3 separate regions of the Mus musculus genome follow, and all the other regions are linked to region 1. Evidence: chromatin loops called from intact Hi-C (ENCODE). Cell type or tissue: left cerebral cortex. All regions are shown on one strand.

Region 1 (8,000 bases):
CTGCCTATAGATCACGATGTCTATCTGTACACTGCCGTGCTTCCTGCCGTGCTGGTAACAGACCTCCAAAACTGTAAGCCAGCCCAACTACATGTTCTCCTTTGTAAGAGTTGCCTTGGTCATGGTGTTTCTTCACAGCAATGACTCTAAGACAAATGCTTTTCTTTTCTTCTTCTTCCTCTCCTCCTTTTTTTTTTTTTTTTTTTTTTTTTTAAGACTGGGTTTTTCCTTATAACCCTGGATGTCCTGGAACTCACTTTGTAGACCAGACTGGCCTCGAACTCAGAAATCTGCCTGCCTCTGACTCTCCAATGCTGGGAATTAAAGGCGTGTGCCACCACTGCCTGGCTCTCCTTTTTAAAATTATTTTTGAGACAAAGTCTCAGGATGTAACTATGTATCTCTAGCTATCCTAGAATTCACCATGTAGACTAGGCTGGCCTCAAATTCAAGAGACTTACCTGCCTCTGCCTCCTGAATGCTGGGATTAAATGTATACTACCATCTTTAGCAATGTCAATTTCTTTATGCTAGAGGTAACAGATGTATTTTCCTTAGATATAATTATGAATATTAGTCAGGCTAATGTTATATATACATTATAAATTAATAGGATTTTATATACTCTGTTAAACTATCCTAAAATAATGTGTTCGTGTGTGTGTGTGTGCATGTGCCCATACATACACATAAACACTTGCATGATAGACAGGCTGCCTCACTGAACGGAACATCACCAAGTCAGCCATGTATGATTTCATCCACATCTTTCCCTCTCCTCTGAGCACAGGCAGCACTTTCAGAAGCTTTCATTCTTCCAGTGTTTATCTTCTGTTTTGTGCTCACTCTGTAGCTCTGGCTGGCCTTGAACTCACAGACATCTTCCTGCTGCTTCCCAAGTGCTTGCATTAAAGGTATGTAGCACCATGCCAGCCCCACTGTCTATCTTTTAAATATACACACTTAGGTCAGGCATGATGGCATATTTCTGTAAACCCACTCTCATCCTCTGAGTGTGGGGAGTCAGAGGTGAACGGATCAACAGATCTACGTTGGGCTGGTGTGATGGCTCAGCAAGGTAGAGGCACTGGATATACCCAAGCCTGGTGACCAGAGCTCAGCCCCTGGAATCCCTGTCTTAGTTAGGGTTCCATTGCTGTGAAGACACCCTGACCAAGGCAACTCTTACAGAGGCAAACATTTCATTGGGGCTGGCTTACAGATTCAGAGGTTTAGCCCACTGTCATCATAGCAGGAAGCATGCCAGCATCCAGGCAGATATGGTGATGGAGAAGAAGCTGAGAGTTCTGCATCCTGATTCGGAGGCAACCAGGAGAGATTGACATGCTCAGGCAGCTAGGAGGAGGCTCTCTGCAATGGGTGCAGGCTGAGCCTAAGAGACCTCCACAGCACACCCCCACCGTGACACACTCCCTCCAACAAGGCCAAGCCTTGGAACAGTACGACTCCCTAGGGGCCAAAGATATTCAAGCAACCACATCCCCCAAAGGTAGAAGGTGAAAATGAACTCCACTAAGTTGTCCTCTGACATACATCATACAAACATAAATCCATAATTTTATATTTAAGGTTGCTCAGGTGTGGTAGTATATACATTTAATCCCAGCAACACTCAGGAGGCAGAGGCATCTCTGAGTTCAAGGCCAGCTTGGTCTACAGAGACAGTTTCAGGCCAGCCAGGGCTATAAAGTGAGACCCTGCCTCAAAGGCAAAAGAACTGTAGAATGTAAAGTAATTCTTTTATTGGACGGATAGGCTTTTTAAAAGTTTAAAATATAAGCAACTAACTTTGTTAGTCACATAGAAGATGATGGCACACCGTAAAACACTAGTCTTGTTAGCTTCAGCTGTCAACTTGCCAGCTTAGCTATTTGAGGAAGTGTCCAGTGGGGGATAGCCTCTATCAGACTGGCCTGTAAGCACATCTGTGAGGGGGTTTGTTGATTGCCCAATGTGGGCAGTGCTATTTCTAGGCAGGCCAGCCTAAACTGTTTAGAAATGTAGTTGAGCCATGACCCTGGAGCAAGCCAGTAAGGAGCCTCCCCCACCCCCCACAGTTCCTTCCCTAGTTCCCTCCCTGACTTCCCTCAGTGATGGATGAATTCCCAGTGACCCTAACCCTGAAGGTTTAAGTCAAACAAACCTTTTCCTCCCCTAAGGTATTTTTGGTCAGCAATTTTTCTTTTTAATCACAGCAACAGGAAAGCAGCTAGAACAGGTACGTCCCTTGACGATCCCGTGACATTTTATGACCACAATAAACAAAAAGACTACTCTCATGAAGAGATCTCTTCCTAGTCCATCCTGTTTAACACTGGTAGCCGGCGTCTACTGAGCTTTCCTATTTCCCCCTACTTTCCAGGGCAGGAAGCAAGTCTTGACTGACTCAGTATTCCCAGAAAACGTGAGCACCAATAGGAGGATGGCCCTCAGGACAAACTCTGAATAGATTGCTGGGCTTTTATTAGGAGGGGCTGGAGGACGTTACACTAGGGTGCGAGTGGGTGTTCTAGGAAGACAACTTTTGGTCAATGTGGCAGGTGTTGGTTTCCTCGCCTATGAAAGCAGCAGGGTCAGTAGTAAGGTCTTTACTTTTGGAATATGGTTCAGATTATATAGAAAGTTGCCCAGACCCCAAATATTAGTTTCATAAGCAGATGACAAAGGATGATCCTGGAGGCACTGAGATGCTTAGGGGGCAATGAAGGCAGGATCAACCTTACTAACAAGCAGTAGGTACAGAATAATAAAGAAAAGAATGGGCGTTTCTGGCAGATGCTTACTCAATCTGTGTAACTAACGACGGGCCGGCCAGTTGGTCCTGGTTTCCAAGTGACTGTCACCCCGATCTCAGGGCAACTCAGGGTTATGACTGACAACTGCTGGGGGCATTTGAAAGGTTTTGTGCACGTATTTGAAGAACTCCGGGGGACTGCAGTCCTAGGAGACCTGTTTTGTGTCCGTACACCCGCCTAAAATGGGTCCCAACTCCGGTTCAGGCCAGCTAGGCTGCGCGCCGCAGCCAGGTAGGCCACACCCTCTCTCTCACCCAGCAGGACGCCCCGATCCTCAAGGCCGGGAACAATGAGGTTCCGGCTTCTTTAAGGGAGATACCACCGCGCCGGTGGGGCAGGGGACAGCATCCTCCCAGATGATCGCACCCAGGCCCGCGTCGCTGCCTGGGCCATTGTGCCACCCGCAAACACAGCTCGGTGCCTCGGAACGTAGGTGCAGCCAGCCTCCCAGCACTGGCCGCGCCTCCCCACGGACCCGCCGCCCAGTCCCGCCACCAGCGAGGAAGATGCACCGGGCATCCGGCCCCAGCGAACCGCGCGCTCCAGCCCGCCGCTCGGTAGGTCTGAAGAGGGCGGGCAGCGTAGCCCGCCACGGGGCACGAGCACCGCCGGCTCGGGCCAGCGGCCGCAGCTTCTCTGGGGTCCCGGGACGCGCCCCCCGCTGCGGCTGAGGGCGACCGTCCCCTGCCGCCACCCCTGCAGGGCAGCATTGGTCCGCTCTGCAGCGCGCACACCGCTGGAAACGCTCGGCTGTGCGCCGCGCCAGGGCAGCGACGGAGCGCAATGGCCAGAGCCCGCGGAGGAGAGGCGGGCGCTCGCCCGGCAGCAGGCGGCGCTCGGCTTGCGCACGCGCGCTACGGCAAGCCGGAGGGGGCGGGGCCCGGCGTGAGGGGGTGTGTCCGCGCACCACGGGGGCGCGCGCCGGCTTCTGACTGGAGGCCGCCGCGGCCGAGGGCGCGAGCTGCGCGATAATGGCGGCCTGCAGAGCTCATGAGAGGGAGAAGCGGCGGCGGCTGCCCTGAGGTAAACCTGGCCCTTCGCCGTGCCACGGATGCCCCGCAGTCAGAACCGGTCTCCCTGCATGTGTCTCTGTCCCCAGCAGGCCTGTCACGGACCTCTCAGTGGAGTCATCCCCGGGAAGGCCCGGTGCTGCGCCGGCCACCGGCCGGGGACTGCGGCCTCCGTTCCCGCCCGGGCCACTCCCGGAGTCCGGTCCCCTAGGCTGCAGCCGCCAGGAGTTGAAGCGACTGCGAGGCCCGCTCAGGGGCCACGGGAGGGTCCCTCGGGGTTTCCAGGGACGGCCGCCCGGAGTGAGCTTGCTGCTTGGCCAGTGAGCGCGCCTCGGCGACAGAGCGAGCACCGCTGGCCTTACTTGTCCCCGTCCCCGGCACCAGCAGGTGCATGTCCAAGCCGCCGGTGCCCAGCCCCGGAGGGAGAATGGCAGGCAGGCAGGCAGGAGGGTCCGGGACGTGCCATCGTAAGGCGCTCGGGTTCTCGAAGGATGCTTCAGCAGGGCGTCTCTCCAGCCAGGACCCCAAGGATTTGATAGACACCGTCCTTTCTTATGCAAGGAAGGCGTTCTTCCTTGGGGGGGGGGACCTCTGGCAAGTGGGAGAGGACAGGGGACCGCTGCAGAGAAAAGAGTCACTTGGAAGTGCCTAGTAACCGGGAATCAGCACAGAGCAGGACAGAATGGCCCGCCCGGTGACAGGAAACCTGACATTGGGGAATCCAGGAAGAAATTGAAGGGTAGGCGACCAATACAAGGAAGTAACTCAGGGCAAACCTCAGGAACAGTCATTTTCTTTTAAATCTGGCCAATGAACTTAAAGTAGTCGTTCCGGGAGTCTCCGGTTCCCGGGGCAGTCACTTTGTTTACCTGGTTGTGCAATGTAAATACAATCTTACTCTTCCTGGCCGGCGAAGACAGTGACAGTGAGTGAGGGAGCGTACTGCAGACTCTCCACTCAAAAGAACATTTCTCTGTGGGGCCTGTGCTCCAGCTTGCCTTTAAATGATTTCTCAAGGTACAGCGCCAAAGGACTTTGTCAGAGGATTCCCTGTGATGTATAGGATGCTCCCCCTTTGGCCAGAAAAGACCTAGAATTAAATAACTATGCTAAACAACGATAAAAAGGTAGTTGACTTACTTCATTTTGAGGGAACAGCTCTGCAAAAACTTTATTTGTGCCCATTTTGTAAGAAACAAATAACTAAGCATGCTGGTGCAGGTCTATAACCCTAGTTTTTGGAAGGTGGAAGCAGGAGATTAGGGTCATTCCCTGCTATATAGTAAATTCAGGGGTAGCCTGAGCTACCTGAGACACTGTTGCAAACAAAACATAAGTAAGTGATCTTGACCACTTTTGGTCCATAAACCAAAGTCAGGGGTTTGCATTTCTAAGTGTGAGGGATTTTTATGTTTCACTGCTTTTGTTTGTGTGTTTTCTTCTCAAGACAGGGTCTCTCTGTAGCCCTGGGTATCCTAGAACTCCCTCTGTAGATCAGGCTGGCCTTGAACTCAGAGATCCGCCTTCCTCTGCCTCCTACACGCTGAGATTAAAGGTGTGAGCCACCACCTCTTGATGAAATTTCAAATTTCGGGTATATATATATTTTTAACAATGGCATTTTCAAGCAGTTAAGGATTAAATGAACTTAATATAAAAGTAGCCAGGTTTGGCTACTTAACACACTTGTAATACCACCATTCCAAAGACCAAGGTAGCCAAGGCTATTGAGGTGGCTCAGTGGGTAAAGTTATGTTCTGCCAAGCCATATAACATGAGCTCAGTTTCTGGAACCACATGGTAGAAGGAGAGAACTGACTCCCACATACTGCCCTCTGACTTACACAAAGCTACACACAGATATGTAAAATATACAATAAAATCTTAAAAGATGTGAAAGCCGTCTTGAGCCACATAATCACAAGAACCTGTCTTTTAAAAGAAACAAGACCGGAAGCAAGGCATGGTGACATGAACCTTTAATCCCACACTGGGGAAGCAGAGACAGGCTTATCTCTGAGTTGGAGGCCTGCCAGGGTTTCATAGTGAGATCTTGTTCAAAAAAGGAGTGGGTGGGTGGAGCCTGGAGAGAGTTCAATGGGTAGAACATTTGCTGAGTAAGTCTGGGGGACTGAATTTGGATCCCTAGAACCCATGTGAAGGTAGATGTGCCTTCCTGTGGGGAGATGGGTGGCAGAGACAGAGTGTCCAAAGTTCACAGGCCACTACCCTGGCATATGCTGTAGCAGTGACAGGAGAGCCAAGGTTCTCTCCTAATGGGTGTGCCATGGCATGGGCATGCCTGCACTTATACATAAGAGTCAGGGATGATGGTACTGTAACCATGGCTTCTAAAGCCAGCATAATTCATACATCAAGCTCCAAGCCAGGGAAACTTAGCAAGACCCTGTCTCAAAAACAAAAACTTTAAAAATTAAAGTTCTTGAAATAGTTCATGATACATGGTAAGTGCTATTACCTTTATTATTATTGATAGATTGGTCCAAAGCCTAGCTAAATACTTTCTGAGTACCACAGAAAGTGAAACAGATGGGTAAAGCATGCGTAAGAATACAAGCCAATAGGTCCACCTGATTTCAGCAGAGCACTTTGTTGATTTTTCCAGAAACCTCGACCTTGAAGATGGTGAGTAGCCAGCCAAAGTACGATCTAATACGGGAGGTAGGCCGAGGTAGTTACGGTGTTGTGTATGAAGCAGTCATCAGAAAGACCTCTGCGAGAGTAGCCGTGAAGAAAATTCGATGCCACGCGCCTGAAAATGTTGAACTAGCTCTTCGAGAGTTCTGGGCACTAAGCAGTATCAAGAGCCAACACCCAAATGTGATTCACTTGGAAGAGTGCATCCTACAGAAGGATGGGATGGTGCAAAAGATGTCCCACGGCTCTAATTCTTCCCTTTATTTACAGGTATGTGTCACTGCATAGGAAATGGACCTAAGAGTGGTCAGCAAGAGAAACCAAAGGGCCAGATGAGCTTTGGCTCCCTAAGAGGCAGGGGTTCTGTGGTTCCCTAGGTGTACGTAACGGTCTGTAGAGGAAGGGGGTGTCTGCCTTAAACTTGTGCTTCGCATACCTCAAAGTAACGCAAGCCACCTGCTATGCCTGGTACTTAACCAGTCTGCATAGCAATAGAACAAGATGAGAACTAGAGGAGGTTTGAGACCAGCATCTAAGGTCAGTTCCTGGAAACCAGTTATTTTGAAAATAAACTCAGAAGACGAGGAAAAAAATAGCACAATCAGTAATAGTCACACCAATGGTAACTGGACTTCCCTAAGTCACAGGTCTAAAAATAATAAGCCTTAGATGAGTGAATTGCTACATGCCGATAGTACTTGGAAGGTGGAGGCAGGGGGCTGGAGAGTTCAAGGCCAGACTCACCTGTATATTGACTTTAGACATTCCTAGGCTGAATCCTGAGCTCCAGGACAGAAGCTGTCCGCTGTCTGCTGTCCTCTGACCTCCACACTTGCACTGTGGCATGCACACATGTAAGCATTCACACACGTACACACACACATATTTGTAAACACATACATAAAGAAAGTAAATATAATTTAACAATTAAAATATAGTAACAAAAAAAAAAAACCCAACAACAACGATGTTTAGATTGGTAAAAGGCTCAGAGGATAAAGGGGTTGTTGCCAGGGCTGATGACCCAAGTTCAGGTCTCAGGTCCCTCATGGTAGAAAGAGGACTTGAACACCTGAGAAGTTGTTCTCATACCTCCATGAGTGTTTCGTAGTTCCCCCTACACACAAAACAAAATAATTTTAGAAATTTAGAAGCTAATTTATAGTATTTACTTTTCTAAAAGTACTTAGGTTGCCATGATAAAAATATTGGAAATATTTCTGTCTTTTTTTCCTTTTTCGCCAGTGCTAGAGATGGAGCCTAGGGTTTGGGGCGTCCTACATAAACTCCATCCCTTCCTTTAAGCTGCAGAGACTAAGATGCACAACCCCTTCAGGTGGAGAAGTAAAGATACAAACACATTTGACACAGTACCAGGTCCACATCTAGGAGCGACATCATAATAATTGGGTTTTCTCTAGTTTACGATATGAAGTACCAGACTAAAGTGATTTTTGTACTCAAGTTGCCTCTTTAGTGAGTCAATTTTACCCTTTAAAGCCTTAGGTACCTGTAT
Region 2 (8,000 bases), 190 kb before region 1:
AAGACACAAAGCCTCTGCCCACAGCTATCTCTCTTCTGAAGGTGCTGTTGGCTGTCACTGTTCCAGGGACACTGGCCATCCCAGGATAGTCACAGTCTCTACTCTCCACATAGGCATGCTAGAATGTCTGGGTTGGAATGCGGGGGTTACATAACTACCATGCATTTTAAAAGGTAGTGTAGGAAATAGGGAGTGATGCTCGGGCCAGGAGTGGCTAGTTCTGAAGGCTCTTGTCTCTTTCCACCACAAGAGGCAGAATACCCTGTTCCCACCACAGGCTTCTGTGAGTAGCCCTGCCCTTTGCACATTTTAGTCAGTATCTCTGATCCTCCTCAGGAACTGTAAATCAGCATTTTTTACACTGCGCCTCCAGCCCTATTCACAGATGGGTAAACTGAGGCTGAGACACAGCCAGTAGAACTGTTTGGTATTAGCACCCAAGTCTGCCTGTTCCTTAAAGCCCTTTTCATCTTTCACATCCAGGATCCTCTGGTCCAGGCTGCTCTTCGGTCTCAAGGTCAGTGCCATCATCACTAGTAAATATTTAAGCACCAGTGGTGGGGATAAAGGTCAGGCCAGGTCACTCAGATGGCCTGGAGGGCAAAGGGCAGAGGCAGAGTTAGGACTGCTCAGGTAATATCTGACCTGAGGCCTGAAAATAAAGCTGGGAACAAAACAAACAAACAAACAAACAAACGAACAAACAACAAAACAACAAAACAACAAAACAAAAACCTCAGGTCACCTGCCACCTAGAGGTCAGGGATCAGGAACCACTAAGTCAGGCTCCAACTGTAGACTGGGGTCACCTCAGGGAAAATTCTAGATGTTTCAAGTCTAATCAAAATGAGAATAGCGGGACGCCCTAGCATATGGGTGCTGGAAACTGAACCCAGGTCCCCTGCAAGAATATTTAATCTGCAAGTGTTCTTGGTTCTAGAACACACACACACACACACACACACACACACACACACACACACACACACACACACACACAGAGTTTTCAAATATGGCAGTTTGTGGAGGGGACGGGGGTGTGGGGAGGAGGGACAGGCAGCTCTTGAGGTCTAAGGAGCCATGATGTACCCTTAGGGAAACCGAGGCTCTAAGAGGGTGGGGTGCTGGGCTGGCCTACAGTAAGCTCGTCAAAGTGGAAGGCAGAGGGCATGCAGGACAGAGAAGGAGAGCAGCCAGCTCAGGCAGGACCAGGATTTTGTGTCTATTTATTGTTTTTCTTTTTGGTGTACCCACGGATGATCTGCTGTTCCTCTGGGCCTCGGGTCTTTATAAGGAGCCAACCTCTAACATGTATGCTTATACCAACTGGTCAGCATTGCCCTCAGCCTTGGCCAGAGGAGCAGCCTCTCCCTGCAGTGGGCTCCAGCTAACACAGAGACTCATAACCGGTCAGAATGTGGCGAAGAGGTGCCCACTGGGGACTCATCCTCAGAGCCAGAAGCTGAGGGATGCTGGGGGTGGTATCCTCTGGACGCGCCATGCATGACTGATGTACTCCAGAACTTGCTAAAGCCGTGGTCACCTGTGCAAGATTAATTCATCGTGATTGGTCAACATTCCCGACTTAGGGCTCAGGGAACTCAGTGGGTTTTTATATCTTCAAAGTGGGGAGGGCAGAGGCAGGCAGATCGCTTTGAGTTCCAGACTTGGAGGGCGACAGACAGACAGATAGACAGAGGACGGTGGAGGAAATGATGGAGGGGAAAGGGAGGGGGGGAGTGTGGTGAACACAATCAAAATACATTATTTATAGGCATGAATTTGTCAAAGAATAAATAAAAGGTACCCTACTCTGTCTCAAAGGAACAGATTGAACTTGGTGGTCTCAGATCCTTTAGGGTCCTCCTTCAGCCCTAAGCTTGGATCCTCAAGTGCAATGAGCCCAGTTGGAGGACCACCAGTCTGCAGAGGACACCCACCCGCTGAGCCAGGCAGAGGTGCAGAGGCAGCAACAGTGAGCAGCCCGCAAGACCAGACAGTCTGCGCACTCTGCAGCGGGATGCTGTGTGTGGCAATGGAAATTTCCACTCAGCCCCTCTAGCCCAGCAGGGAAACGAAGCTGTTCTTGTAGCTTCCAAGTGGAAATTTCCACACACGCAAACACAGATGAAAGAAAGAGAGAGAGAGGGGGGGGGGAGGGGGAGAGAGAGGGAGAGAGAGAGAGAGAGAGGAGGGAGGCAGAGACAGACAGACAGACAGACAGAGACACAGAATAAGAAGAGGGAGGGAGGTCACAGAGCTGGCAGGAGATTCAGAGCTAAAGACAGACAATGACCGTCACAGTGGGAAGAGATATGGGAGACTGCTATGAAGGTTCCTAGTTGTGTGGAGGATAGCCGGAGTCCAGGTATCTTCCTCCTAGAAATATTGAGTATCTCACCTGCTACATATTAGGGCCCATTCCAGTTGCCAGGGATACAGTTGCTAACGGGATAGATGGCTCTACCTTCATGAAGATTATCACAGGGGAGAGAATTAGTTAATTTCCTCATTGCTGCAACAAAAACCCTGACAAAAAAGCCGAGTATTGAAGAAAGCATCTATTTGGGTTTACAGTTGCGGGGACTACAGTACATCATGACAGCAAAGGCTGGAGGCAGAAGGCAGCTGGTCACATTGCTCCAGTCGAGAAGCAGAAAGCAGGTGGGCATGGTGGGGCACAACTTTAATCCCAGGACTTGGGAGGCAGAGGCAGAGACAGATGCATCTCTAAGTTTGAGACCTGCTTGGCCTATACATGGTATTCTAGATCAGCCAGAGGCTACACAGAGAAACCTTGTCTCAAAAAAAGCCCCTGTGTGTGTGTGTTTGTGTGTTTGTGTGTGTGTGTCATTTAAAATTTTTTTAAATGAAACAGATAATAGTGAAAGTTTGTGCTCAGTTCTCTGTCTCCTCCTTATACAGTCTGGGGCTACCAGCACATAGAACAGATATATACTAGTTCATATTTATTTTTATTTTCCTGAGTTCCACCCCATGGCCATATTTAAAGTGGGACTTTGCACCTTAACCCACCTAATCGATATAATTCCTTATAGATATGTCTATGGACGTGTGTGCTCAGCAATTCTAGATCCTAGAATCCTAGGGGCTGAATTTGTTGGCCAGCACAGTGAGTCAACCAGGAATTCCAGTCAACAGATTCCCAATGCCTCTCACGCCCTGAGCTAACAACCCGTAGACCTGACTCATGTTCCCATGTCCCACAGCCAGCTTTGCCTATCACTGATGCGTGTGGCAATTGCTTTCATTTCGATGAACCCTGGAGCGGGAGACCTGGCTTTACAGGATCAGGACTGCCCGTGGGCTATAGGCTGTACAGGGCAAAGGCGAAGCCAGGGGTTAGTGTGGGAGGCTGCTGTAGCCACCCTGGTAGCTAGCAACAATGGGGGCCAGCAGGGGAGCAGAGGAGGAAGAGGTAAGGGGTGCTGGTTTGTGTCCTAGAACCTGGATGACTTGTTCTTCGACTGTCTCCTCTGCCCCGTGGAACACATGCCAGGCACTCCATAAACACCAGTGCTCTGTGCTTCATTCCTTCTGACTGGTCTTCGTGGAATACCCACACAGCTCCAGCCAGCCACACCCACTCCTGTCCTCTGTGGTTCCCCGACCTTACCCAACATCCCCACCATCTCCTGGATGGCGGCTTCTTCTTCTTCTTCTTCTTCTTCTTCTTCTTCTTCTTCTTCTTCTTCTTCTTCTTCTTCTTCTTCTTCTTCTTCTTCTTCTTCTTCTTCTTCTTCTTCTTCTTCTTCTTCTCCTTCTCCTTCTCCTTCTCCTTCTCCTTCTCCTTCTCCTTCTCCTTCTCCTTCTCCTTCTCCTTCTCCTTCTCCTTCTCCTTCTCCTTCTCCTCCTCCTCCTCCTCCTCCTCCTCCTCCTCCTCCTCCTCCTCCTCCTCCTCCTCCTCCTCCTTACAGCCTCTCATTGACCTGGAACTCACTAAGTAGAGTGCACTTAGGATCTTTCTGCCTCCACATCCCCACCTCGGTTATTTCTAAAAAAAAAAAAAAAACCACCAGACCTGGCCTTTCTTTACCTGGGCTCTGAGAACAGGACTCAAGACTTCATGTTTGGAAAGCAAGCATGTTGTCAACTGAGTTGTCTCCTTAAAATGGTTCCTTTTCCTCTGCTAAATATGCTCAATCAGCCGGGCAGTGGTGGTGCACGCTTTTAATCCCAGCACTCGAGAGACAGAGGCAGAGGCAGGAGGATTTCTGAGTTTGAGGCCAGCCTGATCTACAGAGTGAGTTCCAGGACAGTCAGGGCTACACTGGGAAACCCTGTCTCAAAAAAACAAAAACAAAACAAAATGTACCCAATCCCATTGTTACCTAAGGCTGCCTGTCAGTTGCCTTTTATCCGTCCCCATACTGGTCCCACCAGTGACCCTACCAGCACCCTGGTGGACGATATGTGCTGCTGTGATGTGGCCTACATTCCTAGCACTCAGCCCGAGATGAGCTTCTTGCAAACACGTTTGAGTGCAGGGTGCAGGAGGGCCCTTTCTGGTGCCTGACCACGAGAGCAGTCTGTGTCTATAGCAAGGGGAGGGGGCAAACCAGGGAATGGCTTTTTCCATATGAACAGAAAAGGCTCAGGAACCGGTGGCAGGTGGAGGAGCACTGCTTCTGGAATCAAACTCTCTGGGCTTGACTAGCACAGCCATTGTTAGGCAAGAGGCACGCCTTCTCCTTTCTTGCTATGGAATGGGAACAAGAATGCCTCCCCTGGAGAGAATGTGGTAAGAATGTGGTAAGGCTTATATAGAACGCAGGGAGAAATGTTGGTTATTTGGATTACCTCACCTCCGTGAGGTGAGAGGAGCCCCACCCCACCTGGCACATCAAACTCTAGCCCAGAAGGAACTTCTCAAGGGTCAACTGGGCAGGAACCAGGCCTGCCTTCCAGATGCCACCAGAGGGCGCACTTCTTGAGGCCGGGCTTCTGTGTTGCATGATGTTAAGTCTCTCTCCCTCCCTACACTAGAGTCTGATGCGTAGTTCTGTGGCCACTTTCTTCCTTTGGGTTCTGGCGATTGAACCTAAGGCCCTATGCATTCTAAGCACACACTCTAGCACAACCTCCGCCTATTAGTAGTGCTTGAATGACTGAATGGGTAACTTGGTAAATGTAGGAATCCCTTACCCTCCCCCGACTTTCTTTTTTATGTGCTATATGTCATGTTTTCGTGTGGGTATAGACGTGTATGTGTTCAGGTGTACACGCATGTGTGTTCATATTTTTTAATTGACTTCTTTATTTTTATTTCATGTGCATCAGTGTTTTGCCTGCGTGCATGTCTGTGTGAGGGTGTTGGATTCCCTGAAACTGGGGTTACAGGCATTTGTGAACCGCCATGTGGGTGCTGGAAATTGAACCCCAGGTCCGCTGGGAGAGCAGTCAGTGCTCTTAACCTCTGAGCCACCTCCCTAGCCCGTGTGTTCATATTCATGTGGAGGACAGCGGTTGACAGTGGGCATCTTTCCCCACTGTTCTTCATGTTATTATTATAGTATTAGTATTGACAGGGTCTCACTAGGTAGGCCAGGCTGGCCTTGAACTTAGAACCCTGCTTGCCTCTGCCTCCTAGGTACTGGTTTTAAAGGCTTATACCACCATGCACTCCCCACCAACTTTTTGATACATGTTCTCTCATTAAGCTCAGCTCACCAACTGGCTGGACTGGTTAGCCAGAGAGCTGCAGGGAGCCACCTGTCTGCCCACTCTCCTTAATCTCCCAATGCCTGGCTACAGTTGTGCATCAGGCCCGGCTTTTTAATGTGAGCGCTGGATCAAACTCAGGCCCTCCAGCTTATATGGCAGGCACTTGGCTGCCACTTTGAGCCAGCAGTCTAAATATGTAACTGATTTAATTTGCCTTCTGCAACAGAACCTGGACGGCAAGTCCTTGCTCCTGTGGCAGCTAAATGATATCGCCAAGGCCCAAAGACATTATCTGTCCCCTGCTCCAGTCACCTTTGTCATGAGACTTTTACCCTCAGAGTCACAAGCTGACTGCTGCACTCCAGGCATTGTACCTGTTCCAGGCAGGGGACAGGGGATGGCAGTAAGAAGAGGTGGTATAAGCAGAGGCTAGACCAGTGCTCAGGAAAAGCCATGCAAGTCTTTTCTCAGGAGAGAATGGATCAGAGGGGTCTGGCAAGCCTACCATGATGGCCAAATGGAATCACCGAGGGGGATCGGTCAAGAGGAGATGGTAAGCGTGGTTACCAGACACATCTGAGATGCTGGATCTGAACAAGAAAGGGACCTGGGAATCCAACTTGAGAGCACCCTGAGCATGTGACCCTTGACCCCAACCTTCAATCCCCTGTAAACCATGAGTGGGGATGAGAGTAAAAATGACAACACAAGACTATCTGAGCTTTAAGATGGCATGCATAAACTCTTACTTACTGTGAATATATACATCAGTAAGAGTTCAGAAAACGAGTCATAGCAAGAAAGGAGAGAAAGAAAAGCACACGCAGACAGCACAGGTGCCCAGGGAAGGAGGGTCAGCAGGGTGGACAGTGGTCCTCTCAGAGGAGACACAGAGTGTTCAAATGTCAACACGCTCCCTCCAAACTGACTGAGTACTTCTATCCCGCCTCATTCTCTAGACCAGGTTGGCCTTGAACTCACAGAGATCTGCCTGCTTCTACTCTCTGAACTCTGGGATGAAAGATGTGCACCGCAATACCTGGCTTACAGATATTTTAAGTTCCAGAAAGAACAGAGAGACTCCTGGAGGGGCTGGACAAAAATCCAGCTGTGGAGATGTCCCAGGGGCTGCTGCAGTGGGCTGTGGGTCCCACATTTGTCTTCCTGTCAGGGCCAGGCTGAGAAGACCCATGAAGTTGTGGATCAGTCACTGAGGGAAGATGGCAGGCCCCCAGTGTGTTGCTTCTCTAAACTCAGTCCCCAGCGTTTACTGCCAGCTGTAGGGATTATGGTGCCGGCAAGAACACCCAAAGCCCTGTACAGCTGCCAGGCTGCACCTTGAATCCTATTCTCTGTGACTCAAAAAACAAAACAAAACAAACCCTCTTTGGCTGCTGTATGGAAATTGAACAATCTCTGAGACCATTACTAATTGCCTAAGACAGCTGGCAAGTCGTTTATGTGGCTCGAGGCTCTTCTAAATAAGGAGGGTGGCCTCCACCTAGCACTGAGGGCTACCTCCAGAAGTTGATGTGGGGATTATAGACAAAGGCCCCTCCTCACCTGGGGCAGAGCGACATCTTGCAAACTCTTATGCCTCCATGTTCCAGGATGAGTTAAGGAACCTGTAGCCTTAGACGGAACACCACAGTGGCCACTCATCTGCCCCAGTAGTGAACGACACAACCGTGCAGGGAGAGTCCCTAGGTCCTGCTGTGTAATACCGTGCCTTCAAGGATGGTTGCCTCTTCTAAGGACTGAAGAGTAGTAATTGTAATTAAGGTGTCTCATCCTAAGCATTTTCCTGGCAACAAAATAAAAAACACTATGGACGTGTGTGCCTGTGTGTATGTGTGTGTGTGTTTGCATGTGCACACACATGTGGAGGGCAGAGTGTTGTCAGGCCTCTCAGCAGCTGTCCACCTTGCGTTTTGAGACAGGAGTCTCTCACTTAGGCTGAGCTCTTTGAAGCCAGTGCCCCTGCCGGCCAGCAGGTGCACCGGGAGGAGAGAGCTGTGGTGCGCAAGTCCTGCCACCAGGGGGCAGCAGCCACCAGGAGCGGACTGTGGGTGGGACTGAAAGCCAAAGCGTAAAGGTTTTTCAAGAAGCCTAAAATCAAGATTCTTCTGTGCAAATGTCAACTCATCCAATCATTTAAAATGCAGCACGGGCCAGCAACGTGCCTGATGACTGAAGATGGCTGAGGGCTGTCAACTTGTCAGCTTGTGCCTTCGGGTGTAGGAGGATTCCAGTTAAGAGTTGGACACCTCCAGGGTTAGTTTAGTTGGCAGAGCTAACTCCCCATGGGGTCCACA
Region 3 (8,000 bases), 180 kb before region 1:
GTCATGACCATGTTCCCCAAGCCAACCTTCAGCAGGTCCTCATCTCATGCGGCAGGCACTGGATCCCACCGATGCCGAGCAGCGCCACACCCCTTCATATACCTCACCTCAGCTCTGCTCAGAAGGAACCACTGTTGTTTATGGAGCTGCCCTTGATTTTGTTTCTATTTGCCCTATGTGACCTCAGCTGTTTCTCAGAACTCATACAATGGTCTTCCTTCTGCACAATTTGATATTCAACTCAAGGCACACCGATGCTCAAGCCCAGAAAAGCATCACTCATTGGCCTCTGTCAGAAAACAATTATTACTTATACAGTGCCAGAGTGGCTCTAGGCATGCTCTCTGCACACTCAGAGCCCCCCTCCCCCAACTGCATCCGTAGGGAACGGGAGGCTCACTAGTCACCTGGAGCTCCGCTTCTTTATTGAATGGAGACACAGCCTCAGTAGCCTAGGTTGGAGTCTTCAATTCCCCAGCACCTCCCATCTCTGCTTCCCACGCGCTGAAATTCCAGGCACACACCATTAAGCCTGGTCCCCGAGGCCCTCTCAGCCCTCCTGCTGGCAGGCTCTTGCTGTGGACACTCAGCTTCTAAGAGCTTTATGCAGATTCGAGGGGCAGACAGACTGTAAGCAATTAGTTATTTCCCAAAAGGGCCAGGAAAGCTGCCCATGCCTTCCCTGAGCCGAGAGGCAGTGTGCTGACCTCAGTGGATGTCAGTGCTGCTCTCCTGTCCTCACAGGTGTCACGAGAACAGCACAATTAGGTTCCTGAGCATTCTGAAATCTCAGGATGTCGCTTGCGGAAGGGACATAGGGTGCACCTCTCCTCCTAGCTGTCATATTAAGCAAACAAACCATCAAATATCCTAAGACCTTAAGGACGCCTCTAAACTGTTCTCTGGAAATCACTCTGTGCCTGTAAGCAGCCTTTCTAAGGGGAACAAAACCCTGCTTGTTTGCACGTAAACATCTGAAAGAAAATAACAGCTGAGCTGGGGAAGACAGCAGAACAAAGCCGAGCTTGTGTGAGGACAATCAGAGGGCCTGGGAGCTGAGGACTGGCTGGGTGTCTGCAGCAGCAGGAGGCCACAGAGAAAAGGTCTACGGCCTGTCACTACCTGAACAGAAAGAAGTCACTGCCACCAACAGCACTGTGCAGTTTATTAACCATTCAAGTACAGTAGCATCTGGTGAGATTGGGACAGAATTGGGATCGCAAAGTGGACAGATATTCAGCATCTAATGGGTTGGAAGAAGCCGCCACATACTCTTCACAAACATCTTCCACAGTCAATACAGAACTAGCCATTAACCCAGCACACCGATTGTGCCCGAGTGGAAAAGATGCAACGAGAAAAATAGCTACATTAGAAAGACCAACACTTTAAAAAAGAGTAAAACACTTTCAGTTTCTCCCCTTGAGCCCCTAAAACATCTCACGGTCTGGATCTACCTATACGGTCCTACATCGGCTTCTAGACTATCTGTCAGGAGGGAAAGTAAAGGACACTGGCCAGTACAGTCTTTGGATATTTAGGACGGGGTCGGGGAGAAAGTCAGTTCTCGGGACAACTTAGTCAGCCTCAGTCTCATCCGCGGGGTCTTTGGATTCTTTGTTCTTCCGCACCTCTTCCACGTGCTTGTCCTGGAAGAAACTGTACGTAAGTGTCATCTGTCCAAAAAATAACTTGTTGAGCCCTGTCCCCTGCCTACGAGGTCCAACACAGCTTCAGTCACACAACCCATGGAAATCCCAAACCAAAAATCCCGAGACATCATCTTAAAGCTGTTGGTCTCTTGGGGCTGAGAACAGCTAGGCTCTGACTGTTCTCCCAGGGAATATGCACTCATGCTGGGAACTCCTACTGAATGCTAAGCCCCAAACTGATGACAAAAAGGAACCAGTCATATTTTTATTAAGACAGTTTAAGCCGATTCACCCCTGCCTGAAGCTGCTAACTCTCTAAAGCAAGAAACCAACCTTCTCTCGCAAGCGCTCCAGCTTGGCCGCCATCTGCGCCTCCCGGTTCTCTTTGTTAGCCTCCATTTTGTGGGTCAGCTTCTCCTCCGCCATCTTGCTGAAGTTGTTGTTCTCCTCGATGGCTTTCTGGAGCACCTCCTTCTCATGCTCCCGCTTCTCCGCGAGCTGCTTCAAGACTTCCGCCTCATGAGACTGCAAAAAAAGTTAACAGGCCCCTCTGAAGTACCTTTGGCATTTGTTAAAACTGCAACAAATTATTTATCAGGGAAAGGCAGAAAAAAGGTCCCCTGAAACTAAATATTCAAGCAAGGAGCTGAAGTACCTGAATCACCCGTTTTCCTACTATGGAAAACTGGCTGTACATTCAAAAGCTTGGTTTTGAGACAAGATCTTGTGTAGCCCAGGCTAGCCTGGAACTCTGTGTATAGCAAGGGCTCACCTGGAACCTGACTTACTCGCATCCCTCCCAGAGTTGGGATTATAGCTACAGAACACACCGGCCTAGCTTGCTCAGATTTCCTTCCAAATTACCTGTTAAGGAAACCCTTAGAAGAGTTTGAGTAAAATTTTAAAAATAGTTTTACTTTATTGCTTAAAGTATTCAGATGACTTGAGTAATAATCTACTTAAGTGCAGGGCACCTTTGACAGTATCTGTCCAGATGGGAGCGTCACCACGTAGGCAGTTACTGTGTAGTCTGACTACGGAACACAAGACCTAGCTCTCCTCTCTAGTTATATTGTTTTCTCCTGCTCCTACATGAAAGAGCAGGCAGATGGCACACCAGGGTAAATGCTGACATCCTTTTTATTTGTGTTCTGAGACAGGCTCTGACTCTAGGCTGGCCTTGAACTAACAACCTTGAAAATGTGATCTTCCCACCTCTACCATGTAAGCACTCTTGCAGCAGAAGTATAGCCCCAGCCAGGCTGGCTTCCAACCGTTCATTTAGCTACAGATAATCCTGACCTTCTCATCTCCCTACCTTCACTTTTCAAGTACTAGGATTATAGATTTACCCAGCTAAATCCTCCTCCCTGGAGATGGAAGAGATTTTATGCACACTTATGTAAAAGTCTTTTATAAAAGTTCCTAATAACAATACTGTTGCATGGACAGAAATACATGGTAACAGTGGATACCTCTAGGAAATAAAATGACTCTAATGGCTATAGTTTCATGTTCCAACTCTTCTATAATTAATATTTGTTAAACTTTTCATTAGTTTTTTTTTTTTTAATGTGTATGGTCTGTATAAAAATATATGCATATGTGTCAGGCCTTTAGAAACCAGTAGAGGGCATCAGATCCCTGGAACTAGAGTTGCAGGAGATTGTGAACTACCCAATGCAGGTGCTAGGAACCATTTTGGTCTTCATGAACAGCAAGCCTCTTAACATCTGGGCCACCTCTCCAGCCTCTCATAAGGCCTTATTTCTTATGTATTTTCCTTTATGTGCATGGCTGTTCAGCTTGCACATTTATTTATACATGTGTTACTTGTGAGTGTGGTACCATGGAGACATGGCGGCAGCTGGATCCCCTGGAAATGGAGCTGAGTGTTGTGAGCTACCCCATGGGTGCTGGCAATCATGGATTCTCTGGAAGAACAGGCAGCTTTTAACTGCTGAGCTACCCCTTCGGGCCTCATTAGGTTTCAATGACGGTTAGGTTACTTTATAATGAACGTGAGGAAACGCGTCCCTGGAATTTTAAAGTTTTTATTGCATAGCTCTTTAAAAACAAGCAAAACTAAGGAAACAAAGGGTCACCCACCACCTAATGTCCTGTTTGGTAAAGAGAAAAGGCGTGAGCTCTTCTCTGACGTAACACAGGTTTAGCTTAAATTCTGCCTCCAGCACTTACTAACAGGACTTCAGGAAAATGCCCTAATACCATTTTCAAGTCTGTTACCTGAGACAATGGCCACCATGGAGCCTCCATTTATTACGAGAAAGCTCCTGAGGTGAGGAGCTGGCTCGAGCGGAGCTCATTAAACGATGGCTGCTGCTTCCTTTGAACCTCTGGCACAAGGACATTTCCTACTTAAGATCACAGTGTAGCTACAATCCTTTCTTCCTTTGTAGGAAAATGAAACCAGTTTGTCTCATTACATTAATAAGTTTCCTGTATCTCCTGAAAATCGTCAGGGTTACCTTGCGTCTTTCTTCTGCAGCTTCTAATTTCTTCTGGATTTCCTCCAGGGAAAGGTCCTTCTTCTTTGGGGGGGAAAGGGGGAAATCGGGGACAGATTCTTTTGACCGAGGGCTGAGAATCAGCTCAAAAGCCTGGCCTGAAGCGCGCTTCTCCAGCTCTTTCACCTGAATATCTGGAGTTGATCAGATGCATGATAATGAGAAAGACCCGGCTTGCTTATTTAAATAAAGGGTTCTATAATTTTTTTTTTAAAAACCAATAATTCTAAAAAACAAGCAGAATGAAAGCTAATGAAGGTGTTTGTAGTAATCGAATCAAAATACAAATCAAAAGAAATCAAGTAACATTTTTTTTTTAAAAAGCTTAACATTTTGGACTAACAAATACCATCTTGAGGAATTAGTACTTGACAGTCACTCCCTAGGAAACAAAGAATGGTGTGTGTAAAACCCCACATTTTGCTTTGGACCAAGCCAAAAGTATGAATGGCTGAGATTTCTATATATTTATCCAACTAATAAACATTTCTCAATTGCATTTTTACTTGTAAATTAAATTTTGAAAAGAACACAAATGCCAAATTAAAAGCTTAAGGCCTGCACCACTTCCTATTCTAAAGCCATAAGCCCGCCCTGATTTCAGTTTTCTAAATCAATTACCTACCAGAAGATGCCATGTCGAACAGAAGACAAGAGACTGGCTGTATACTCTACACAATCCACTGGCAAGGAAAGCCCTGGAACGATTTTTCAAAGCATGCAATCAATTTCTCCACATTTCTCCTATGTCATCAGCACAAAGGGGTCTCAAATCACACCCTTGACAATGTCAGGAAAATCATTATGTGAAAATCAAGAAACATCATTAAAATATCAATCTAGAAACACTGGGACATATTGAGATATTTTCATTGAGTAACGCTGGCAGCAGAAAATCAAATTAAATGATATTCTTCAAAGAAAGAAAATCTTGGAATATCAAAACTCAGGGGTTCAATCACAAGGTTGAAGAATTCCGTCCCTTAATGTTTTTGTCCTGCCCAACATAAGATATTCCAGATTCAACCCAACAATGAGATCGGAGCCATCTTAATTCTGTCTACAACTCATTGTGCAATTGAAATACCCACCCCTGCTTTGTCTGTGTCTGCCACGGTGAATAACACCCAAGCTGGCAGCCAATGATATTCAAGTCCTATTGTTCCTAGGGTTTAAGCTACTAGCCTCACAGTGAGAAAATGAAGTTGTATGAACCTCTAGGTTTCTTTTGAGGGCAGGGTCTACTTAATCCAGGCTGGCTGTAAAATTACAATCCTCTTGCCTCAGCCTCCTCAGGGTAGAGGGGTGGGGTTTAGCCCACTGGGTTAACACTTAACATTTGCAAAGCCCTGGGTTCCATGTTCGATGCATACATGGGCGGGGGGGGGGGGCAGCTTCTGAGTGTTGAGATTACAGACAAGCGCCACCACACCCGCCTGAGGTTTGTCACATTTGATGCCTTATGTCGCAAACATTTTTTTCAACAGTTCTCGAGTATTTTTTTTAAAAAGATCACCATTCTTTTAGCCCCGAAGCGTATGACTAAAGGTTCCAAACACTAGACACTGCAAAAACGAAGCAACGAAAAAAAATGCATTTATCTGTAGCAGAGCACCCAACGCAGCAGACTACACAGCATGGGCGTGGTCCTGGCCCAGGCGGGCAGGCTGGCGGCCCGGGCCAATCAGAACACGCCCTACGCTCCGGCCCCTGGCCCCGCCCCTCGGCTCCCCGCGCCTTTTCGAATCTCCGCGAACCTCTCCACGCTCGGGAGCCCGCGCGCGTGGGCAGCGACAGAATGGGCGGGGCCAACGGTCCTCCGGGGTGGCCCCGCCCCTCTCGGGCTGGCAGCGCGCGGCCGTCTGCCCCCCAACTCCCGCCAAAAACACCTCGCGGACACGCAGCCCTGGGGTGGCTGTAGAGGGCTCGGTCGCACGGCCTTCACCCACTGACGGAGTGCCCAGAGCTGTCCGGGACCACCGCCCCGAAGCCCCGGGAGACCGGGCGGGCGCCGCCCCTCAGCAGCACGAGCGCCCCCAGCCTCGCTCTCCTTCAGACAATGGGGACCCCCCGAACAGCCGCGCCCGCCGGGCGGTAGATGCAGAGGACGGCTCACGCCTCCTATTGTCTCCACGCTCGCACCCGGGCTAAAGCCCAGCGCTGGCCGCGCCCCCTCCCCTCCAGCCCGCATCTCCAGGGAATAGGGACAAAAGCCAAGGCTCCGCCCGAGCTCCACACAAAAGACCAACGCCCCCCACCCGCTGGGGCTCGGGGTCTCCGCCCATCTCCTGTGCCCGGCTGGGGGACCCGCCGCGTTCCCGGCTGCTCCCCAGCCCGCCGTAGCCTCCGCCTAAGCCAAGCCTGCACCCACCTGCTCGGTCCGAGCCGCCTGGCCACACTCTGAGCACCAACAGACCTGGGCGCGCACAAAAGCGCCAAACAGCGGCACGTGACCCAGACCAGGCGCTCCGCATTGGCTGCGGGTGACGGCACGTGCCAGTCCCGCCCCGAAGCCTGGAGAGCACCGCCTCTCTGGAGAGAAGCATTTCGGGAATTGTAGTCCGGGCCAGGGGGGCAGGAGGACAATGCTAGGGGTGGGGCACTCCTGGTGGGGGGTCTCTCTAGGTGTTAGCCGGGACTAGCGTGGGTGGGTGGGGTGTCTCTGATCGGAAGAGCATTTGGCTGCGGCCGCAGGACTGAATCGGTTATGGGACTCTCTTTAGGAAAACTGCAGGGCGAGGTGAGGAGCAGGGGAGGGGTCGGTCCTAACCTACTTCTTTTAGACCTCGACCGACTGGACTCTACCTCTACCCAGCCATAGGAGTTTATTTGGCTCCCTAAGCAATATCCCTTTTGATGCCATACCCCTCCCGGTCGCCTAAAACGCCCGAAACCCTGTGACAAGATAGTGCCACTCCACGCCCCTGCACGATCCTCTACCCTCGGTGTCCTATCACGGACACACGGCAGCTTGTCACCTGTAGCGCAACAACGCAGTCCCTAACCCATTTCCTACTGGCAGATTACGGGCGTGGTTCTTCCCTTGGCCACTTGCATTCTACCCTTCAGCCTCCCGAGCTGGAAACACTGGGATCTAGGCAGGACAGCGGGAGGCTCTGGAATCTGATCTTGGGTTTAACAAAGCCACTAAGCTTAAAGGCAGACTCCATCTGGACTGCTAAAGCCTTGCGGTGACAGGAAAGGGAAGGGAAGAGCGATGGCAGTTCTAGATACACTTTGCTCCTTTTGTTCTGAAAGCACGTGCTCCCTAGAGCGGGGCTGGGCTCACTTTGAGAATGTAAACAAAAGGAGCCACAAGGTCACGGTTCCCTCTGGCCGGGATAAAGCAAAACTATAGCAGAGACACAAAGGAAATTAGCGTGACCCTGTCTGTCTAAGAACCTCTTCTCTCTGCTGACCAAAGCTGTGTCCCCACGAGGTGGTCATTTCCCCAAAGCACCTGCTCAGAAACTCTTCATTGGGTTTACCATTTTATTAATGGATTTGGTCTCTCAAAAGCCAACCCATACATACAACAGCTTCTGTGGAAACAATCCTAATTTTAAAACAATCCTACATCTGCTTAACCAAGAGGGAAGCACCCGAGATAAAATACAATAGGCATACAGGACAGTGAAAACTGTATTGTGCAGACAACGTACAAAGCAAGCAATTGGCAAAGTACAGTTGTCTGGAATATGCTTATAGAGGCATATTTTCCAGCAATTGCCCTTGCGTGGGGTCAGTCTCCCTCTGCCCCCGCCCCAGCCAGTCTAAGTGGTTCTTGCTTAGCATGTGAACAACAGGAGCCAGTTCTGCG

Evidence for each region. A loop is a pair of places that touch in the nucleus more often than their neighbours do. Peaks named below come from ENCODE experiments on the same cell type or tissue, not always from the same donor. Only the 100,000 strongest peaks of a DNase experiment are listed, where the experiment ranks them.
Region 2: it touches region 1 in a loop (2.7-fold over the local background); 2 of 42 quality-filtered maps call a loop at or near these places.
Region 3: a loop joins it to region 1, with 3 times the contacts of the local background. A loop is called at or near these places in 2 of 42 quality-filtered maps.

The regions. Positions count from the first base shown.
Region 1 is chr4:134,283,000-134,290,999 of GRCm38, reverse strand. Pdik1l (PDLIM1 interacting kinase 1 like) reads left to right here and starts at 3,747. Exons shown (of 3, transcript NM_001163794.1): 1 at 3,747-3,839; 2 at 6,453-6,754. The coding sequence starts at 6,470. In left cerebral cortex, a CTCF peak has its summit at 3,645; DNase peaks (open chromatin) are centred at 1,951, 3,168, 3,667 and 4,153; H3K4me3 peaks cover 2,549 bases; H3K27ac peaks cover 1,629 bases.
Region 2 is chr4:134,477,911-134,485,910 of GRCm38, reverse strand. No RefSeq gene overlaps it. Among named protein-coding and RNA genes, the nearest start is that of Stmn1, 14 kb to the right of the region's middle. In left cerebral cortex, CTCF peaks have their summits at 236, 4,930 (motif pointing right) and 7,698 (motif pointing right); DNase peaks (open chromatin) are centred at 1,552, 2,033, 4,940, 7,721 and 1 more place; H3K4me3 peaks cover 222 bases; H3K27ac peaks cover 1,933 bases.
Region 3 is chr4:134,466,981-134,474,980 of GRCm38, reverse strand. It overlaps Stmn1 (stathmin 1), which reads right to left and starts at 6,661. Exons shown (of 5, transcript NM_019641.4): 1 at 6,552-6,661; 2 at 4,806-4,878; 3 at 4,142-4,314; 4 at 1,986-2,177; 5 at 1,138-1,649. The coding sequence starts at 4,818. The coding sequence ends at 1,578. In left cerebral cortex, CTCF peaks have their summits at 605 and 3,272 (motif pointing right); DNase peaks (open chromatin) are centred at 5,339, 5,894, 6,646, 7,271 and 7 more places; H3K4me3 peaks cover 4,030 bases; H3K27ac peaks cover 7,242 bases.